2 separate regions of the Homo sapiens genome follow, and region 1 is linked to region 2. A link is a contact called in ENCODE Hi-C or POLR2A ChIA-PET data. All regions are on one chromosome and are shown on one strand. Each heading gives the region's core, a stretch centred on a gene start or an enhancer-like site at or near the end of the contact. The rest is flanking DNA. Distances are from core to core; before and after follow the strand shown.

The links. A loop is a pair of places that touch in the nucleus more often than their neighbours do. ChIA-PET counts read pairs that join two places held with the same protein, here RNA polymerase II (POLR2A).
Region 1: POLR2A ChIA-PET joins it to region 2 with 10 read pairs in AG04450. The contact joins two enhancer-like sites. A Hi-C loop is called at or near these places in 1 of 168 maps with a recorded cell type or tissue (astrocyte of the cerebellum). POLR2A ChIA-PET finds 5 or more read pairs at or near these places in 10 of 52 experiments (A549, A673, AG04450 and 7 more).

The regions. Positions count from the first base shown.
Region 1 is chr20:35,558,606-35,561,700 of GRCh38, forward strand. It overlaps the pseudogene FER1L4. Among named protein-coding and RNA genes, the nearest start is that of ERGIC3, 18 kb to the left of the region's middle. RefSeq lists enhancers at 440-944, 945-1,444. Within about 2 kb of position 1,571, at least 3 of the 41 ENCODE cell types and tissues checked have a DNase peak (open chromatin) inside an H3K27ac peak, as active enhancers do.
Region 2 is chr20:35,477,682-35,480,678 of GRCh38, forward strand. CEP250 (centrosomal protein 250) reads left to right here. Exons shown (of 35, transcript NM_007186.6): 17 at 190-420; 18 at 1,550-1,743; 19 at 1,965-2,092; 20 at 2,295-2,464. All of the region lies in intron 2 of CEP250-AS1 (CEP250 antisense RNA 1), which reads right to left. Among named protein-coding and RNA genes, the nearest start is that of CEP250-AS1, 12 kb to the right of the region's middle. Within about 2 kb of position 1,535, at least 2 of the 41 ENCODE cell types and tissues checked have a DNase peak (open chromatin) inside an H3K27ac peak, as active enhancers do.

The sequences.
Region 1 (3,095 bases), core at 321-2,820, 81 kb after region 2:
TTCCCTGTGGTGGGGATGGGGGCAGCCTTCCATCCCTGTGCATTCTTCAAGTCCCCAGCACCTGAGGTCACCCAAGAACATCTCTGTTCTTTGCCACCTGGTGCCGGCCTTGTATAGCACGTGATCACAGGTCAGTGGCTGTGATAGGTTTATTCAGAGGAAGCACTAGACTCTGGGGTAGCTCACATGGGTAAGAAAGACTTCCAGGAGCAGGCATTGAAGGGTTGGCACCCTGGGTGAGTGTCCAAGGTCAGCGAGAGTCACTTGTGGAGGGGACGGAAGATGACCTGGCTGATCTGGCCAGGGATGGTGTAGAAGACCAGGAGGAGGAAGACGGTGAGCAGCACCAGTAGCAGCAGCACCAGGGTGCGCCAGTACCGGCGCCAGATGAAGAAGACAAAGGTCTTCAGCGGGTTCACAAACCAGTTGAAGGAAGTTTTGGGGCGGCTGTTGAGGAGAAGAGTGGTGTCAGGATGAGGAGGAAGCCCCTTGACCACCCCCACCTCCCCATCGGCCCAGGCTGTGGCCCCAGCCCCGGTGCCTGACTCACCTGGGTTTCTCCAGAGGCTCTGGCTGCTTCCGCCCCTTCCCCACTGGCCGTTTCTCGGCCTCCTCCACAGTCAGCAGCTCAAACTCTGCCTCCACCTTGCCCTAAAAAAGACATTCCTGCATCACTGGGAGCAGGGGGCGGGCTCAGGCCCCAGCTCAGCCTGGCCTCTGCCCACGGGCACCCACCGTGAGGATGTACACATTGCCACCCATGTCTGTGAACTCCAGGTCTTCTGGCCGGCCCTTCCTCCTCCTCTGCTTTCGCTTCTTCTTGCCAGCCTGAGCCTCCTGCGCCTCCCGCTCCACGTCCTCTGCCTCCTTCAGCTTCACTACCGGCCACCAGCCCCTCAGGCGGCGGCAGCAGCGAAACAGATTGCACCTCGGCCCGGCCCCATTGCGGGCCAGCTGCACAGAGCAGAGCTCGGGGCCCCGGGCCCCACGCACCATGTCTGGTAGCTGCAACTCCAGGGATCCTGCAAGTCCAGAGCACACCAGATTAGGCATGGGATCAAAGTCTCATTGTGCCAGGGGTGAGGAGGCAACACACCAAGGTTGTAAATTGGGGCATTGAAAGTTGTTGCAGTGTGCGGTCAGGCCACAGCTATAGACCACCCAGACCACAGCCCAGCGGTCCACCCATTGCTACTTCCCAGTGGAAGAGGGCCAAGGGTCGGGATCAGAGTGCCAAGGACCAAAGGCTGTGGAGTCGGTGTCAGGGTGACAAGCTAGGGTCAAATCAGAGTTGAATCAGAGACTCTGGGTGGGAATGGAGGTTACTGTGGTCTAGGCCTAATTAACTCAGTAATTAGGCCAGAAAGCAAAGGTTTCACACCTCGGGTCCAAAATCCCAAGATTCAAGGTTGGGTCAGAGTAGGGAACTGGGGGACGGAAGTGAGGGCTGGAGGCAGGGGCGGAGGTGAGGGCCGGAGGCAGGGGCTGAGGGTGGGGAAGGCTAAGCATTGTAATACCAAGGAAGTCATTGGCAGAGATGCGGTCATAGTCCCAGACCTGCAGGACCAGCACTGCAGGCTGCCGGAACTCCGCCTCCTCCAGGGCAAAGGGTCCAGACCTGCGCCGGACGCTCACCTCCCGCTCCGTGGGCAGGTAGTCAAAGCGGAACACAAAGCGCCAATTGAAGTTCCCCTCCCCAGTCAGGGAGTTGAAGTGAACGTCTGTCTCCTGCTTGTCATGCTCCAACCCCTTCACCCAGCTGGGGCCGGGGTGGGTGAGCGTCAGGGCTGGAGCTACATGGAGAACCCACTCCTCACCCCGCTCTCAGCACCACGGAGGGCCTGGGGTCGGGGCTCTGGACTCAGCCCGAGGGCCCACACCCATTTGCAATCCCCCTAGTGCACCGCCGTTGCCCCACCCGGCCAGCAGCCTACCTCTTCACATAGATGTCACTCGACATCTCTCCGGTGAGTGGATTCTCGTCGTCCAGAACCACATCCTCCGTGTTCCAGATGACAACTCTGAGCTCATAGCTGGGGGGCACATTAGGGGGTGGCTTCAGACTCTCGAGTGGGGCCCTAAAAGGGGCTGCAGGAAGCAGGAGGGACCTGGGCCGGGGCCACTGACATTCACTGGACACCTGTGTGCCCAGCAGGGGAATCCAATGCCTGTGGTCCCATGAAGGGAAGCCCCAGGTGTCACTGACCACCCTGGCCACAGCAGATGGCCCCAGGAATGGTCTGTGGGGCCAGCGAGGTTCTCCTTCCCGTGAATTTAGAATCAGGGCGCTGCACTGTTGCATGGTGTGGCATCAGATGCAAAGCTGGAGCTACCACAAGCCAGAGTTTGGGGATGTAGAAAAGTGAGTGAACAGAAAGCCAGTCTGCAGGGAGAAGAGGGAGGATGAGAGATGGGGGACAGGAGCATACAGCGCCTGAGGGACAGGAGGGCTGCGACACTCTGGACCCTACCCGCATATAGCCCTGTCTTTGGGGGCCATGGGGTTGCCTGGATAGCTGTTTTCTCCAGCCCAGCATCAATTTCCCCTCATTTGTTGACAGCACCGTGATTTTCTGCTGGTGACCCACCCCCACCCCAACCACCCCTCCCCACCACCACTGTCAATCTATGGAATTCTGGTGGGGCAGGCCCCTCCCTCCCTGGCTGGACGGGGTCGGGGAGACATCACTGGACTGGCCAATTCGAGTATTACAGCCCCCTAACCACAATGATTGGTTCTTCAGGGCACAGCATTTGACCCAAGCTGGTCGGCTGAGTCAGCCCTGAGGCTTTTGCTGTAACTGGGAAAGAGGTGTTTGTTTCTGCTCAAGTGGCCTGGCTGAGATGTAAGCCTCGCACTGTTAGATGCCACTTTGCCCCCAGCCCTGCAGAGGGCTCCCTGAGAGCGACACCAAGGAAAGCAGAGCCCAGAGGCAGAAAGTGACAGGCTGCTGATATCCGAGCATCTGCATTCAGCCCTGTGTGAAGTGGCTGTGACCCACACACAACTCCACTCAGATGAGCTTAGGTGGGAAGGGGGCTTACCAAAAGGTACTTGGACTCAATTTACAAGAGACACTCAACTTGCAATGCTT
Region 2 (2,997 bases), core at 285-2,784:
CAGCCCATCTAGTACCTGGAATATAGGCACTAGATCAAATGAATGGATTTTCCCCCATCTTATAAACACTCCTTTGTTCATCTTTGGAGAATAGATTCATATCTCACTTGGATTTCAGTCTTAGCATTTGATTCCTAAACTAACCATTTGTCTTTGATGCTTGTACTCCCTTCCCTTTTTGGCCAGTAGTTAGAGGAGGAGAACCAGTCTGTGTGCAGCAGAATGGAGGCCGCAGAGCAGGCGAGAAATGCTTTGCAGGTCGACCTGGCGGAGGCAGAGAAGAGGAGGGAAGCCCTGTGGGAAAAGAACACTCACCTGGAGGCTCAGCTGCAGAAAGCTGAGGAGGCTGGGGCTGAGCTGCAGGCAGATCTCAGGGACATCCAAGAAGAGAAGGAAGAAATTCAAAAGAAACTAAGTGAGGTGAGAAGCCAAAATGGACACCATCATGTCTAGGTGTAATATATGCTCATTATAAAAAATTAAAACACTACAGAAATTATCTGGAAAGTGAAAAAGTCTTACTTCCTAGAAATGACCAGTGTTACTAGTTTGCAGTATATCTTCCAATTTTAAAAAAGAATGCCTATAACAATTCTTCACTGAGGCTGGGCGCAGTGGCTCATGCCTGTAATCCCAGCACTTTAGGAGGCCGAGGCGGGCGGATCACGAGGTCAGAGGTTCGAGACCAGCCTGACCAACATAGTGAAACCCTGTCTCTACTAAAAATACAAAAATTAGCCCGGCATGGTGGCACATGCCTGTAATCCCAACTACTCGGGAGGCTGAGGCAGGAGAATCTCTTGAATCTGGGAGGCGGAGGTTGCAGTGAGCCGAGATTGCGCCACTGCACTCCAACCTGGATGACAGAGCGACACTGCTCAAAAAAACAAAAAGAATTCTTCACTGATTCTCCACTACTTCATTCACACCACCCAGTTTGAATTAGAAGCTTCTCCTTATACTCTGATAGCACCTCATGCTTATTTTAACTACCACATTCCTCATGCTATAATTATCTGTTTATATGTCTCTACCATTAGACCAAAAGCTCCTTGAAGGCAAAGCTATATCTTATTTGTTTTTATTTCTCCAGCTTTTAGCATAGTGCCTACCACATAACAGGGGCCAAGTAAATTTTTTTCCTGAGCCAATGAATGACCTGGCTCAAAGGTCATCTTTCTCCTCTACAAAACCTCTCATTGTCCTAATAATTGTACGGACTCTCCCTTCACAGAGTCCCTTTCTCGGGACATTGATGACTTTCTTCCCAGTATTATGTGTGCATCTTCTCAAGGCCAAAACCTCCTTAGGGGCAGGTCTTCTGCTGTCCCTAGCACAGGGTCTTGCTCACAGGGGAGCATTCTTCCTGGGCTGGGGGCTCTGTGGGCGGATCAGGGAAATAGATAAATGCCACGTGCTATTGGGTAAGCAATCCGGGCTCACAGAGCTGGGTCCAGAATCTCTGAAGAGGCAATGACCCTAACCTGGTGGTAGCGGCCCCAGGGGAATCCAGCCTCTGCTCCATCTCTCACCACATTCTTCCCCTCAGTCACGTCACCAGCAGGAGGCAGCCACGACTCAGCTGGAGCAGCTACATCAGGAGGCAAAGCGACAGGAAGAAGTGCTTGCCAGGGCAGTCCAGGAGAAGGAGGCCCTAGTACGAGAGAAAGCGGCTCTAGAGGTGCGGCTGCAGGCCGTGGAGCGTGACCGGCAGGACCTCGCTGAACAACTACAGGGGCTCAGGTAGGGCCCAGACTCAGTTCAGCCAAGCACAGAGAGAGCTTTGCAAGGCAAAGGCGTGAAGCTAAGCTCCCTGCCATAAGTATGCAGGTCCTAAATTGATTATGAATTTATAATTGCCCCCCTAACTTCTCCAGGTAGCCAATACTTAGAACCCAGCTCCTCTTGAGGAAGGGTAAGGGGCTTGATGGGTAAGAAACTCTTCTGATTCCTGAACCTCACAGCTCAGCCAAGGAGCTACTGGAGAGCAGTCTGTTTGAAGCCCAACAACAAAATTCTGTGATAGAGGTCACCAAGGGGCAGCTGGAGGTCCAGATTCAAACTGTCACTCAAGCCAAGGAAGTAATCCAAGGTGAGAACCCAACTGGGATGGGATGCACTCCATTCCATGGAGATGTTGAAAGGCAGGAAGATGGTGGGAGACTATTAGAGGTCCTTCTCCAGCAGGGTGCAGGGCCTCTGAGATGGGAGTTGCTCATGAGGTCAGGGGAGAGGGAGAATTTTATTAGGTAAAAGGAGGGGGCGGAGGCCTGATCCTGTCCCTGGCATGTTAGGGGAAGTGAGGTGCCTGAAGCTGGAACTGGACACTGAACGGAGTCAGGCAGAGCAGGAGCGGGATGCTGCAGCCAGACAGCTGGCCCAGGCTGAGCAAGAAGGGAAGACTGCCTTGGAGCAGCAGAAGGCAGCCCATGAGAAAGAGGTGAACCAGCTCCGGGAGAAATGGGTAAGTGGTCAATGTGGCCGGGTATGGCCTCCCTTCCATGAGTGCTCTACCTGCTGCCTCTTGGTCCAGTTATTGCTGCTCGTATGAGTGAAATTTTGTAACCAAGCTGTAAAATCCAACTTCCTGCTATTAAATGAGTTAATATATGAAAAGCACTAAGAGTAGTTCCTAGCATGTGGTGGGCTCCCTATATGTGTTAGCCATTATTATTGTTGTTGTGTTGGTGTGTACAGAGAATTGAGAGTGGACCCTGGGATTTAGGATTATTAAACTGGCCTCAGGATGAAAACGGGGGAGAGGAATATCTTGGATGCATTCTTGTGCAGTTCAGAACTGTGTTTTGTCTTTTAATAATGTAATTTAGTCCATTTGGTTTTATTGTGGTTTTAGGTGTATTTGGATTTATTTGTGCCATCTTATGTTATTTGTCTTGCTTTTTTATATCTTTTTTTTTTTTTTTTTTCCTTGAGACAGTCTCACTCTGTCCCTCAGGCTGGAGTACAGTGGTGCATTCTTGGCTCACTGCAACCTCC